Regions from separate parts of the Homo sapiens genome. Here region 2 is linked to region 1. The links are chromatin contacts, found by Hi-C in ENCODE. All regions are on one chromosome and are shown on one strand. Each heading gives the region's core, a stretch centred on a gene start or an enhancer-like site at or near the end of the contact. The rest is flanking DNA. Distances are from core to core; before and after follow the strand shown.

Region 1 (6,545 bases), core at 3,784-6,283:
AAGTACTAGATGCTAAAGTAAAAATTTATTGAAATGGTTTAAGGAACGCAATTTACCCTGCACTAGTAAGCCCTGGTAGCTGCCCTAGCATACTTGTCTGATGAACTTCCATACATTTCACAAATAATCCTGCAAGTTTATTTCACGTTTGTCGATTTGTTTCATTTCTTTAAATGTTAAATGTATACTGTGAAAGGAAAATAAAATCTTGGGACCCCAAACTCACTAAGTCAAAGGGAAAGTCAACCTAGGAACTGGGTCACTCAAACCTGCCTCCCATTTTGTTCTTAAAAAGATAGCTACAAGGATAAAAGGCTACATACCTCCCTCACAATTTTCTCACAGGGAAATTCCTGTGGGCCCTGAGATCTTTACCCCAAAACAGTCTGGTTGAATTTCACCCTCACAATGTAAATTAACAGCTTACCTTCATAAGTTCAGGACAAAGGACAGAACTAAAAGTCATTCCTCTTCTCACCTGAGACAGATGCATGTCTGACAGCTTCCTCTAGTCTATGTTTACTTTATCTTATGTAGAAATGCAGATTCACTGAGCATGAGACAAATGCATAATTGACTATTCCTCTACCCTCTCCTTTCACATATAAAATGTGGGCTCAGTGAGCACTAAACAAAGACTCAAAGGAATGCAACCACTTGCCTCTTTTATCTGTCCTTCCTTTCTCCTATTGCCTGTTCTTTCCCCTTTAAATACTGAAGTCCTCGGACTCTTTGTAAACAAACATGGACCATAGATGTTTCTGGTAGTTTTGTGTTCATTTTTCCCAGGTGCATCCTCAATTTTGGCAAGATAAGTCTCCAAAAATAATTGAGACTCACCTCAGTCATTTTCTTTGATTTGCAATAGTTTACTGGTATAGGAACTCAGAAAACAATACTCCATAATGAAGGCCTCAGAAGCAGCCTCAGAAGCAAAAGCTTCTCTCTGACCTTCCCCTGCCCTCCTATCTCTGGCCCCTCATTCTCCCCTGAGACTAACCATAGAAACTAGAATCCCTCTTTCCCAAAGGCAGGTTATAGAAACCAGAACCTCTTTTCCCCAAAGCCAGCAATAAAACCTGAAAATATTACCCTAAGTCCCCCTGTCTTTCTGTGTAACAACTGGCCTTAAAGAAATTCTCTGACCCCCCTAGTTTAATTGTATGTCATAAGACCCGCATTGCAGAGAAGGTCCTGTCCCATATCAAGAAGGAAGAAATGCTGCACGGAGAGGCCAAGAAGAATCTGGACAGGCTTTGCTGGGCCACCCCACTTGGTCTACTAGTATAAGGTCAAAACCTTTTTGTCCAATCATATTTCTACATGGCTGCCCATGTTTTGTTGGACATAAGCATAAAGATGGACAGTTTCTCCTGTATCTTTAGGTCTTCGTTCTGAAGGCTCCTGTGTCACATAAAAATAATTTTGTATTCCTTTTCTCCTATTAATCTATATTTTGTCAGTTGATTTTCAGCAAACCTTCAGAGGGTGAGGGGGAAGTTTTCCCTTGGCCCCTAAAATAATGATAGGAGTTAAAAGCCAAAGATTCTCAACCCTAAATATATATTACTATCAACTGGGAAGAGTTTTAAAAATGCCAATGCACAAATCCCATCCCAGGGCAATAAATCCATTCACTTGGGTGGGCACAGGAATAGGTTTGTTTTTAAAGTTCCACAAGAGATTTTAACACTTGATCTAAGAATTAAAAATATCATAATTAACCAGGCTTGGTGGCACGTGCCTGTAGTCCCAGCTACTCAGGAGGCTGAGTGGGGAGAATTCTTTGAGCCAGGGAGGTTGAAGCTGCACTGAGCCATGATCGTGCCACTCCACACCTGTTTGGGTGACAGAGCAAGACCCTATCTCAAAAAAAAAGTATATATATATATATATATATATATATATATATATATATATATATATCACTCGATAATGCCTGAATATGCTGAATATTGTCTGAAACATTGGGCTCAAGAAGTCATCTAATCTTATTTTTAATGTATTCAATAAAATAATAGAAATCCTAAGATAAGGAGCCTGAACAGGCTTCTCATTTCTGCTTTCACACAACTCAAATGGTCAAACAACCTCTCATGTATATTATGGGCATTATCTCTCCTCAGCATAGTTATTCTTAATTTGTGCTACTTTCTTTATTCTAATTCGCATAGTGTATATCAGTCCTTATGTTTGATACTATCTTAATTTCTTTTAAAAATCCTTCAATTAATATCAACAGAGAAAAACATATGAAAATGCTTAACTATACCAAAATCAAGCTTAATTTAATAGATGTTACTTCTCTTTAGATACCACAATCAAAACTTTTTAAAAAATGTGTTAGGTTTATTTCTTCAGGAAAGCAAAATTTTCTCAAATATGATATTCTCAAAATAACCCTTTCAATGCTTTCAGTTTCACAGATCAAATGAAAGTTACCTCATCATTTTAATTTTCAAAGTGAAATTTGAATAGGGTTATAATTTCATGATTCTCTGAAAGCTAGCAAATGTTAGAGCCTTGACAGAAGGTCAATGACTATTGAATTCTCTTGTATTTTCTTTAGCTTCTCTAATCTAAATAATTAGAAAACTGGGGATGCCATTGTGCATTTATTCTAAACCAATGAACGTTGTGTTTTCTCACAAAGAAGTGCATGCCCCAAGTGCTCAAGTTTCTTAGGGATGGAAGATTCTAAAACACAAGAAAGATGCCCTAACTTGCTCAGGATTCTAGAAATACTCGTTAGCATCCTGACCTAAAGCAATAATTTCCCAGATGCAAGTCTAGTAAACTAAAATAAAAGACACTCTAGAGTTCTGAGAGAGCTGATGTTGCCACCCAAAAAATATAGTCCAACTGTAAGCATTAAAGAAAATCAGATCTTAAACCCCTTGTTAGGTTTGCATTTGGTATTTCTGATAAAAATAATTATAATTTTGTGAAGTGCATTTCCAAACAAGAGCTCCAAACTTTTATAAACATTTTGGCTACTATTCAAAAAAGAGTAGAAGCAGATAGGCAGTAGCCATATTCTGAATAATAAATGTGAACCACAGCTACAAGCCTGCAATTAAAAGTCCAGAACTTTGAGTTCTTCTTCAGTGATTGGTTAATGTTATTTCTACATTCTACATGCTGTCATTCTACAGTGAGATGACGTAACAAAAGGAAATAAACAACTTGAGTTCCATCCATTTGGAAGGCGGTGTATTAGAGAATTTCTGCCCCTGTGAATTGTTTTCATAGAGTTGAAAAGAGCCAAATGTTTAGAATGTGGAGAGGGAAACTAAAGTCAAGATTTCAGGTGTGTAGCCAAAACTTCTTTCGGCTCTTAAGTAAGGAAATTTGTTCTAGCATTTTCTCAAGGTTAAGATACATTTGTAAAATATATATCTTCTTTTATGTAAACCAAAATGAAGGAAATAGGCCAAAAGAAGAAAATAAAGGTTTGAAAAGTCATAGACTCTTTTTTCTTTTGGAAAACAATTCATCATATTAATTTGCTTTATTTGTCTTAGTATTGTTATCTTCAAGAACACAACTGAACAATACATTCATTCATTAGCAGTCAGTAAATATTTATGAACATGCAATGTGTTAGGCACTTTTCTAGCCCATATTCTCAAAACCAACAATTTAAGAAACTCTAATATTTTGGTAGCTTTCTCCATGTACAACCTGTAAATGTACATTAGCAGGAAACTTTAATAATAATAAACAATAATAATAAAATAAGTTGGTTTTATAATAATAAAATTAACCAGAATCCAACTAACTAGAACCTGCTAGAATTTGTTTTCTTATTACTCTTTGAAAATAGAATCAAACTTGGCCAGGATATGAACTCTACCAGGAATCCAGAGAAACAAACAAACCAAAAAAAAATCCAATTCTTCCTATTGTATGTGTCTTCAGGTCAATTACGATGAATCCAATATTATATGCTTTTAATCACAGGAATATACCTCTGAGGTGCCCCCAAAATTAAATATAGATTTGGAAGGCCTCTAAGCATCTGAGGCACATTGTTTTACATCACCATTTTCAGGTAGGTAAGTGGACTAATACCCTTTAGAAAATAGTTTGTTCGCATTTTTAAACAACAAAGTTAAAATAAGATAGTCAAGCCTCAGTTAAACAGAAAGTATGGTTAACCACAAGTTACTGCTCTTAAGGAAGACAAGTTGCTAAAACACATGGACTCTTCTAAACGTCACACAGATGAAGAAGTGCACTAAATACAGTAAATAAAAATACATATGGACATTTTAAAATATATGTTTTAAAATGCAATATTTTAAAATATAATTATATTCAACATTTATTGAATTCTAACTGTATTCAAGGCATCATGCTAACATGAATACAAAAAACATAATTATCACACCCTCAGTTATTTCAGTAGTTTAATCATCTTTTAGTTACTTATGCAGTTCATAATAAATGTTACTAGATGCTCTCTAGATGAATAACATTTTAATTTAAAAAAAATTCTTTTTAAAGTCCTGCCATTCAATAAGTTTAGCTTTTTTTTCACAATCTTGTAGGTTGCAAACATTCCCTTATTCATGAAACACACTGTAAAAGTTTTATACGTTTTGCTAATTAAAACTAAATTTCAAAATGACCTTCCATCTGCCTCCTGTTCTATAAACTATCCCTTTTAGAAGTGTCATGCAGAGATCTAATTAAAGCATTACCAAGAAAAACACCTGGCTGTATTGTCTTAACATGTCATTTTCATATCATTATTTACTGTGGCATAAACAACAGGCACAAAAATAGGAACTGTTTTTACCCAAAGCGCAGCTCTCCCATCTCTCTCTACATGGTATAATGCCTCAAACATGTATACATATTTAATATTTTCCAAACAACCAGCAAAAGTCATTTTAAAAAATTAAATGATGAAAATGACTTACCCTCCGTAGTTCACAAAGAATTTTTTCAAAAAGTCTCAAAAATCAGGTTGATGTTCTCAAAGAGGAAATCTATGCCCAATGAAGCCACTCTTGTGTTGATATTCTGGACACTTCTCTGATGGTGCAGGAATTTAAACTCTGCTGCAGCTCTTCATAGCCAATCAACCTCAGGCTGGGGGTGACTGACATCACAAGGTGTCACCGGGACCCCGGTACACCCACACTTCCTCCAGCTGGCAGAGGCACATTTTCCCTAAAAAGCTCTTGTGGTTCCCAAATGACTAGACTAGTTTCCATTAAATTGAAGATCTTCCCAAAACTTTATTTTGATTTCTAAATATATGTCATTCACATTCAGGCAGTCTTATGAACAATGACAATGTCTTCTACCCACCGACAGATCCCAGCAGACCCAAGGATGGGAAAGGCGGAGGCAGGGGTGGGTAGAAAGTTTCCTGTTAATGTACATTTCCAGGTTGTACATGGAGAAAGCTACTAAAATACTAGAGTTCCTTAAATTGTTGGTTTTGAGAATATGGGCTTTTATTTCTTCCTTTTTCCTCTTTTAACAACCTCTACTACTCACCTCCTTTTCCTCTCATCTCCCCACCCCCATATACACACAAAGTTCCCAAACTCCTACTAATCTAATAAAGCGTCCACTAAAGTACCCCCCTTAAGTAGCTATTGTGTTATTCAAGAAATTTAGATCTAACACTTAACACTTAATCATTCCCTGTTTGCCACATTTTAATGATTCTTTGAAATCAGAATTGGATTAAGGGGAATACTAGCTGGGTAGCATCCAAGGAAACTAATCTTGAAGGGACTCTGTGCCACCACTGAAAATGTAATGAAATGGATAAAATGATATTTACCAAAACATTTTCGAGGAAGCGTACTAAAAGTTGTAGGGAGCTGGAAATGGGTTTGGCAATTTCCCAGGAGCGTGTTCAAGTGACGGCAGGATGGCCACTGAACAAGAATTTAGAGAATATCAGCTGCTGGACCTTAATTTCCTTAAGAGTAGGGATGTTTGCTTGTCTACTGATCTATAATCAGTGCCTGGATACCTAGAACAGTTCTTAATAATCACTCAGTACTCTTTGAATGACTGAGTGGATTGGCTTGAAAATTAGCCAAACTATTAACTTGATTACAGTATCTGCATAACTCACTGTAACTTTTAAAAAAATGCTTTAATTGTTAAAAAAAAAATTGAGCTGATGCTCCTAACATGGATCTAGAAAATTAGAGTGCCCAATTTATTCAGGCAACTAATGTCAGATATATGGATTATCAACATATTTAGTGTGAACTATAATATGCGGGGGAGGGTGGTGCAGACAATGAGGAAAGAGATGTCTATTTTCATTTAGGGTTGATTAGAAAGCCAAAGTCCATATGGGGAAGCTATAAATTCCCTGTGATTTGCTCTGGTTCTGAATTACACTCTCTGATGGTTTCATGGGTCTTAACTGAGATCTATGCTAGAAGAACCTTATAATCTTATGACAGAATTGGATTCTGGGCAGATTTGGGCAGATTGCATTACAAGACATTATTTTAGACTCTCTTCAAATCCCTACATAAAAACAGAGGAGCAATTAGATAACA
Region 2 (6,474 bases), core at 109-2,608, 810 kb before region 1:
AGCAAATAAATCTAGCTCCCCTCCTACCTCAGTACTGAAAATTCCAAGCGTACGAAAAATTTTAACTTAAAAAAAAAAACCTTAAAATTACTACAAAAATGAGTACATTTTTTAAAACACTGGGAGTGTGGATAGCTTTCCAGCCTAACATAAAACCCATAAGCCTTAACAGACAAAAAAATTGACAGACTACCCCCCAAAAAATGCACTAAAAACAACATGCACAAAAGGCAAAGTGAGAAAAATATTACATGTACGACGTGCAAAAGGCTATTCTTATTCAATATTCAAATACCTCTTCCATACAAATAAGAAAAAGATTTAACAACTCAAATTTCTAAAAGCCAGGCAAAGATAAACAGGCAATTTACCGAAAAAGGAACGCAAACGTCCAGTAGTTAAACGCAAAATAAACTCGCAGCAAGATACCAATTTCTTCACTCCACAGATGGGCAAAATTTTAAAGAACGCGGGCAACTATTTCCCCCACTTCGATGAGAATGTGGGAGAAGTGCAACTGAAGGCCAAGGTAAAATCCCATCACTGAGAACGACTCCCAAAGTTGGAGCAGTGACTACTTTCTCAAAACGAGACAGTGGGAGATGCGGCGGGCGGGGGACGGGGGTACAAACTTGAACAGAAACCTATGAGAAAGCCAGACTGGCTAAAAGGATGAAGACGGTGCCCGCATGCCCCGCACCGGCCACTTTGCTGAGCGGAGGATCCGCTGGTCGCCAGTATCCCGCTCACCCCGCGCCTGACACTGACCGGGATAAAAGACAGCTCAGGTGCGCCGTCGGCGAAACTATCCGAGCCAGGCGCGCGTCTGCGGCCTTCTGGGCTCTCCTCCCTCAGGCGCGGACCCCCGGCTGCCCGCCCCTCACAGCCCTCAGCCCTCACCCCTCACAGCCCTCACAGCCCTCACACACCAGCCCCACTCACTCGGCGTCCGGGCGCCGCCGCTCCCGGCGAGCAGCTGGTGAACCTGGACGCCCGCCCCGCCGCGTTCCAAGACCGCGAGGCGCCCCGGCGAGCAGCAGAGTTGGCGCGTCACCTCCACCCTCCGGAGCAGCGCGCGGTGGAGGCCCGCGGCGCTGGGAAAGAGCCAGAGCTGTGCGCCCGGAGACTTCGCGGGCTGGGTCGCGGCGGCCTTGCCCGCGGTCGAGCGCCCGTTGCGCCGCGACTTCCTCCGCGACCTCCGCTCCATCGCCGCTTTGCGGGGTCCCAGGCCCAGAGGCGAGAGGAGAGAACGCCTGGTCCCGGGACTGAGCGCGCCCACTGCCTCAGGCGTTGCGCTGCAGAGCGGGAACCAGCTGCGCGCAGCTGCGTGGCGTCGGGGAACCGCAGCCTCAGCTACTGAGCCCCTGCCGGGACGCCACGCCCCCCACGTGCTGTTTGGGGGCGGGGCCTGCAGCTCCAGTGGAAAACGAAACATAATGTTTGTTGTTGTTTTTAGGGGGCGGAATCGAAAAGGAAAAGGAAACTGTAATGAGAGTGACTTGGCAGGCGGCCAAAGGCAACAGGTCGTTGGCTGGGGTAAAGGCCGATGGGCTGGACTGAGAAAGTGTCCCCGGGCGGGCAGCGGCCACCTTAACTCCTGGACGGAATGGCTTTCGAGGAAACGCTGCAGTTCCACTAGGAGGCACCCTGACACACGCATTTCCAGAGGGAGGGATAACGGAAGCCAAAGTTTGTTAAGCGTTGTGCGCCGCGGCCGGGCGCGGTGATTCACGCCTGTAATCCCAGCACTTTGGGGGGCCGAGGCGGGCGGATCACGACGTCAGGAGATCGAGACCATTCTGGCTAACACGGTGAAACCCCGTCTCTACTAAAAATACAAAAACAAAATTAGCTGGGCGTGGTGGCGGGCGCCTGTAGTCCCAGCTACTCGGGAGGCTGAGGTGGGAGAATGGCGGGAACCCGGGAGGCGGAGTTTGCAGTGAGCCGAGATTGCGCCACTGCACTCCAGCCTGGGCGACAGAGCGAGACTATGTATCAAAAAAAAAAATGCGTTGTGCGCCGGGCTGAAACCGGCATAAAACTGGGCAGAGCTATGCAGGCAGCTACCCTCCCCCCCACCCCTACCCCCACCCCCACCCCCCTCGTGCCCGCTCCGCTACGTATTCCCGTATTCCCGGGTGCCTGGCAACAGTGATGTGCTTTAGGCCTTTTTTAGAATGCATACAAACGGAACCATATCTAAGTGATGTCTGGCTTTTTTAACTTAGCACAATGCTTTGAGATTCATACTATTGTGTTTAATTAGTAATTCATTTGTGTTATTGTTGAATGGTAGTCTATCATATGGGTAAGCCACAGTTTATTTATCCATTCACCAATTGATGGGCCTGTCGGTTGTAGGGAACAGGAGAAAACTTCCCCTTTGCCCTCTGAAGGGTCACCGAAAATCAACTGACAAGGCTGGGCCTGGGCTCCTGCCTGTAACCCCAGCCCTTTTTTAGCCCAAGGCAGGAGGATCTCTTCTTTGTGAAGTGTGTATTCAAATCTTTTGACCATTTATTTATTAGCTAGCTTGACTTTTTATCTAAGAGTTCTTTATATATTATTGAGTTCTTTATATGTTTCATACCATGTTCTTTATTAGCTATACGTTTTGAAATGTTTTCTACCTGTCTGTGGCTTGCCTCTTCATTTTAAGTGTCTTTTGAAGCACTGAAGTTTTCAATTTTGATGTAATTTATCCATTTTTTTCTTTTACATAGTTCATACCTTTTTTGTCCTACTTAAGACATTTTTGCTAAATTCAAGATTATAAGATTTCCTCATTTGTTACCTTCTGGAAGTTTTATAATTGTTGGTCTTCATTATATTTAAAATGAATTATTCTTTATAGTATCGATAGATGCTGGAGGCAGATAAGGGAGGGTCCCTGGAGAATCTCTGACCTGCCTCACAAGCTTTTGTGCAGCTGAGGAAGCCTGCCCAGGGTCTTGTCTGGGCATGCCCACAAGGGACTTGGGGGCCCACTGCACCAGGAGAGTGGGGTGCAGCCAGAGGGAATTCAGCCTTATGCAGCAGGGATGAGCAAGAAGTCTTCAGCTTGTGTGTGTTGGCCTGTTATTCAGTCTGTGAGCTGGGAGCCTGTTGGCAGGACCCTCCTTGTTTTTTTGCTAAGAGCTTTTAATAAATGCCACTCTTCACCTTGCAATGTATTCACATGCCTAATTGTTCCTGGTCATGAGACAAGAACCTGGATTTTAGCTGAGCTAAGGAGCAAAAATTCCTGCATCAGTATGAGGTAAGAATAAAGGTTCTTTTTTTTCCTTATGGATTTCCAGTCGTTCCAGCTTGCCTATCCCCATGGAATTGCCTTGGCATCCCTGTCAAAACTCAGCTGGCCGTATATTATAACCTCAGAGCCAGCCCAAACTGGCCCTACTCTGTTGATAACAAAATGGCCAGTTACCCTGTAGGTATAACAGAGCCAAAACTGCAAGTTATGTAGACTGGGCATGTGCCATGGAAAAAGCTTTGACCTCTAACAATGAAACGGGAAAGGTTCCCTTGTCCCCTTCGTAGGGCATGCGGCAGTGGGAGTGGGTCGCTTCTTCAGTGCCCCACTGCTCACACCTCTAGGGGAGCATACAGACAGGCAGGTTTTGGGGCTCCAACCCCACGCCAGTGTCTAGGGGTGGATGTTTACTGCTCCTGAAGCACCAGTGGGCTGTGCTACTGTGTGCTTTTTTAGTTTTGCTGTCTATAGGCACTTGTGTTAACCAGCTCAATTAGACCCTCTACCTTGTCACAAGGACAGAAGACTTTCTGTATCCCAGGTTCTTGCCTTGGTGTACCAGAAGAATTGTATCACATGTGGGCTTAGAGAATGAGTGCACGGTTTTATTGAGTGGAAGTAGCTCTCAGCAGATGGGGGAGCCAGAAGGGAGTTGGTTTTCCCCTGGAGTTGAGCCGCTCAGCGGCCCAGGCTGTCCTCCGACTGCCCTGGCCAAACTCCGCATTGTTCTGCTGGTCGATGGCCTGCCAGTGCTAGTGCCTTTAGAATGGTACTTGCCACACAGTACCTACTATAAGTAATTATTCAATGAATTAATGAATCCCTTAACATTCAGATTTTTCAAATAAATTATTCAGCACTTTGCTAAAATAAAAACTCTAGAGATATTCCTGAATATAAAATATATATCTAGCAAGGTTAGGGATATAGGAAATGTTGCTTTACATAACATTGTTTTATTAAAAATATTATTCTTGGCTCACACCTGTAATCCCAGCACTTGGGAGGCAAGGCAGGAGAATTTCTTAAGCCCAGGATTTCAAGACCAGCCTGGGCAACATAGTGAGACCTCGTCTCTTAAAAAAAAATTATTCTTGATTCATCACTTTATTATTTATCCAAACATTTTTCAACTAATTCTCTTTTTTTAAATTGTAAATTGGCAATTTATAATTGTATACATTTATGGGGAACAAAGTGATCTTATAATTTATGAATAACAATGTGGAATAATTAAATCAAGCTAGTTCCCACATCCATCACCTCAAATACTTAACAATTTTTGTGGTGAAAACATTTGAAATTTTATCTCTTCGGTATTTTGAAAAGTGCAATACTGTATTGTTAATTATATTTACCACACTGTGCAATCGAACTCAAAAAAAAAAGAATGAACACATTCATCTCGTTTCTGGGTTAAGTGTTCTGATGGTGAGGTGTCCAGGTCTTGGCACATTGAACAAAGAATTGAACAACACACATGAACAAGCGGTGAAGGAGTGAATTTATGAAAGTGGAAGATAGTGGGCCGGGCGCAGTGGCTCACACCTGTAATCCCAGCACTTTGGGAGGCCGAGACGGGCGGATCACGAGGTCAGGACATCGAGACCATCCTGGCTAACGCGGTGAAACCCCGTCTCTACTAAAAATACAAAAAAATTAGCTGGGTGTGGTGGCGGGCGCCTGTAGTCCCAGCTACTTGGGAGGCTGAGGCAGGAGAATGGCGTGAACCCAGGAGGCGGAGCTTTCAGTGAGCCGAGATCGCGCCACGGCACTCCAACCTGGGCAACAGAGCCAGACTCCCTCTCAAAAAAAAAAGAAAGTGGAAGACAGTGAAGGATCAAAGGCAAAAGTACATTCCACAGGGTGGGAGCGGGCTCAAGCAAGTGATTCAAGAGCCCTGGTAGCAAAGTCTTCTGGGGCTTCAGTACCCTTTAGAGGTTTCTTGTGGGTTACATCCTATGTAAATGAAGGACTGGCTTGTGACCAATTCCACGCCAAGGTGAATTGGCCCATGGCCAATCCAAGACTGGTGTGTTTTGGTGCCTTATGCAAATGAAGGGCCTGGAATAGACCAATCACTGGCCAGAGTGCAGGTACCGGCCTGTGGCCAATCAGAGCCTGATGTGGTTTGGCACCTTATGCAAATGAAGGTCCTGGAATGGACCAATCATAGGTCAGTGTGCAGACTCTTCAGCTCCAGGGAGTCTGTCCAAGTTATCCTTAGATTCCCTATCTCTGGATCCTATTCTCCTGCCTCATTTTCCCCCTGAGAGACATGATCCCTAGAAATCTTTATGGGAGGCAGAGGGACTGATGGTCTTTTCTTTTGTAACTGCTTCCTGCTGATTTAGCACGCTGGCCTTACCTGCTGGGGACCACAGAACTCTCGCCCTGCTTTGTCTTGTGGAGACAGAGTAACCTTTTGACGGCCAGAGGTGGTGCCTTTACCTGGCACTGGCTGGAAACCTTGTCGCACAATCATCTGAAGCTAAATGGTTTCTAGGCAAGAGAAAATGAACTTGGTTAAAAGGTTTAGCAAACATGGGCCAAAGACCAGGGCCAGTATAACCATTAGCAACGGTCTGGCTAGGGGATGGAACCATGACACCCAGCCCAGCACCTTGACCAGGAGCCCCATGATTCCGACAGCTGTTGTATCTTAGCGGCCTGGTCAGCTAGTTTTCAGGTGGCATCCCTTACTATTCCTGATTGGTTGACATAGAAACAGCATTCTTCCTCTAGGAAAAGACATAAGCCTCCCTTCTCAGTGGTTATGAGGTCTAGTCCCCTTCTATTTTGCAAAGTGACCACTGCCAGGGAGCCTATTTGATTTTGTCTGATGACAATACTTTGAGCAATGTCATCCAAGATTTCCATGAAATCAATGGACAAGCCCTGGTAGTAGGATAGGGAAGTTGCCAGCCCGTTAACTCCTGTTCCTATTCCTGCTGTTACTCCCAGCTCTACTAAAAGGGGTATGAGTTGGATGGCTTGCTTGTGTCTGGTGGTTGCAGTCAAAGATACAGTGAGAGATTGGTTATCGGGAGCTATATTAATTTCAGGGGCTAAATAAACAAGTATACAAGTTCCAGTCCAATTGGCAGGTAAACGTAAGTAGGAGCTGGTCCTGCACAGGAAAAATGCTCCCCGTTTTTCAAGACAGAAATTGTTTTCTATGGTGAACATATGGGTTAGTTTGTTATTTTTGCTTTCCCAAG

The links. A loop is a pair of places that touch in the nucleus more often than their neighbours do.
Region 2: a loop to region 1 is called in a map of endothelial cell of umbilical vein, with 2.9 times the contacts of the local background. The contact joins the promoter of HERC5 here to the promoter of DMP1 in region 1. A Hi-C loop is called at or near these places in 1 of 168 maps with a recorded cell type or tissue (endothelial cell of umbilical vein).

Annotation. Positions count from the first base shown.
Region 1 is chr4:87,648,768-87,655,312 of GRCh38, reverse strand. DMP1 (dentin matrix acidic phosphoprotein 1) reads right to left here and starts at 5,033. Exons shown (of 6, transcript NM_004407.4): 1 at 4,929-5,033. The region is part of intron 3 of DMP1-AS1 (DMP1 and DSPP antisense RNA 1); the gene reads left to right.
Region 2 is chr4:88,452,003-88,458,476 of GRCh38, reverse strand. It overlaps HERC5 (HECT and RLD domain containing E3 ubiquitin protein ligase 5), which reads right to left and starts at 1,358. Exons shown (of 23, transcript NM_016323.4): 1 at 943-1,358. The coding sequence starts at 1,207. All of the region lies in intron 1 of LOC102723458 (a long non-coding RNA gene), which reads left to right. RefSeq lists an enhancer at 1,299-1,728.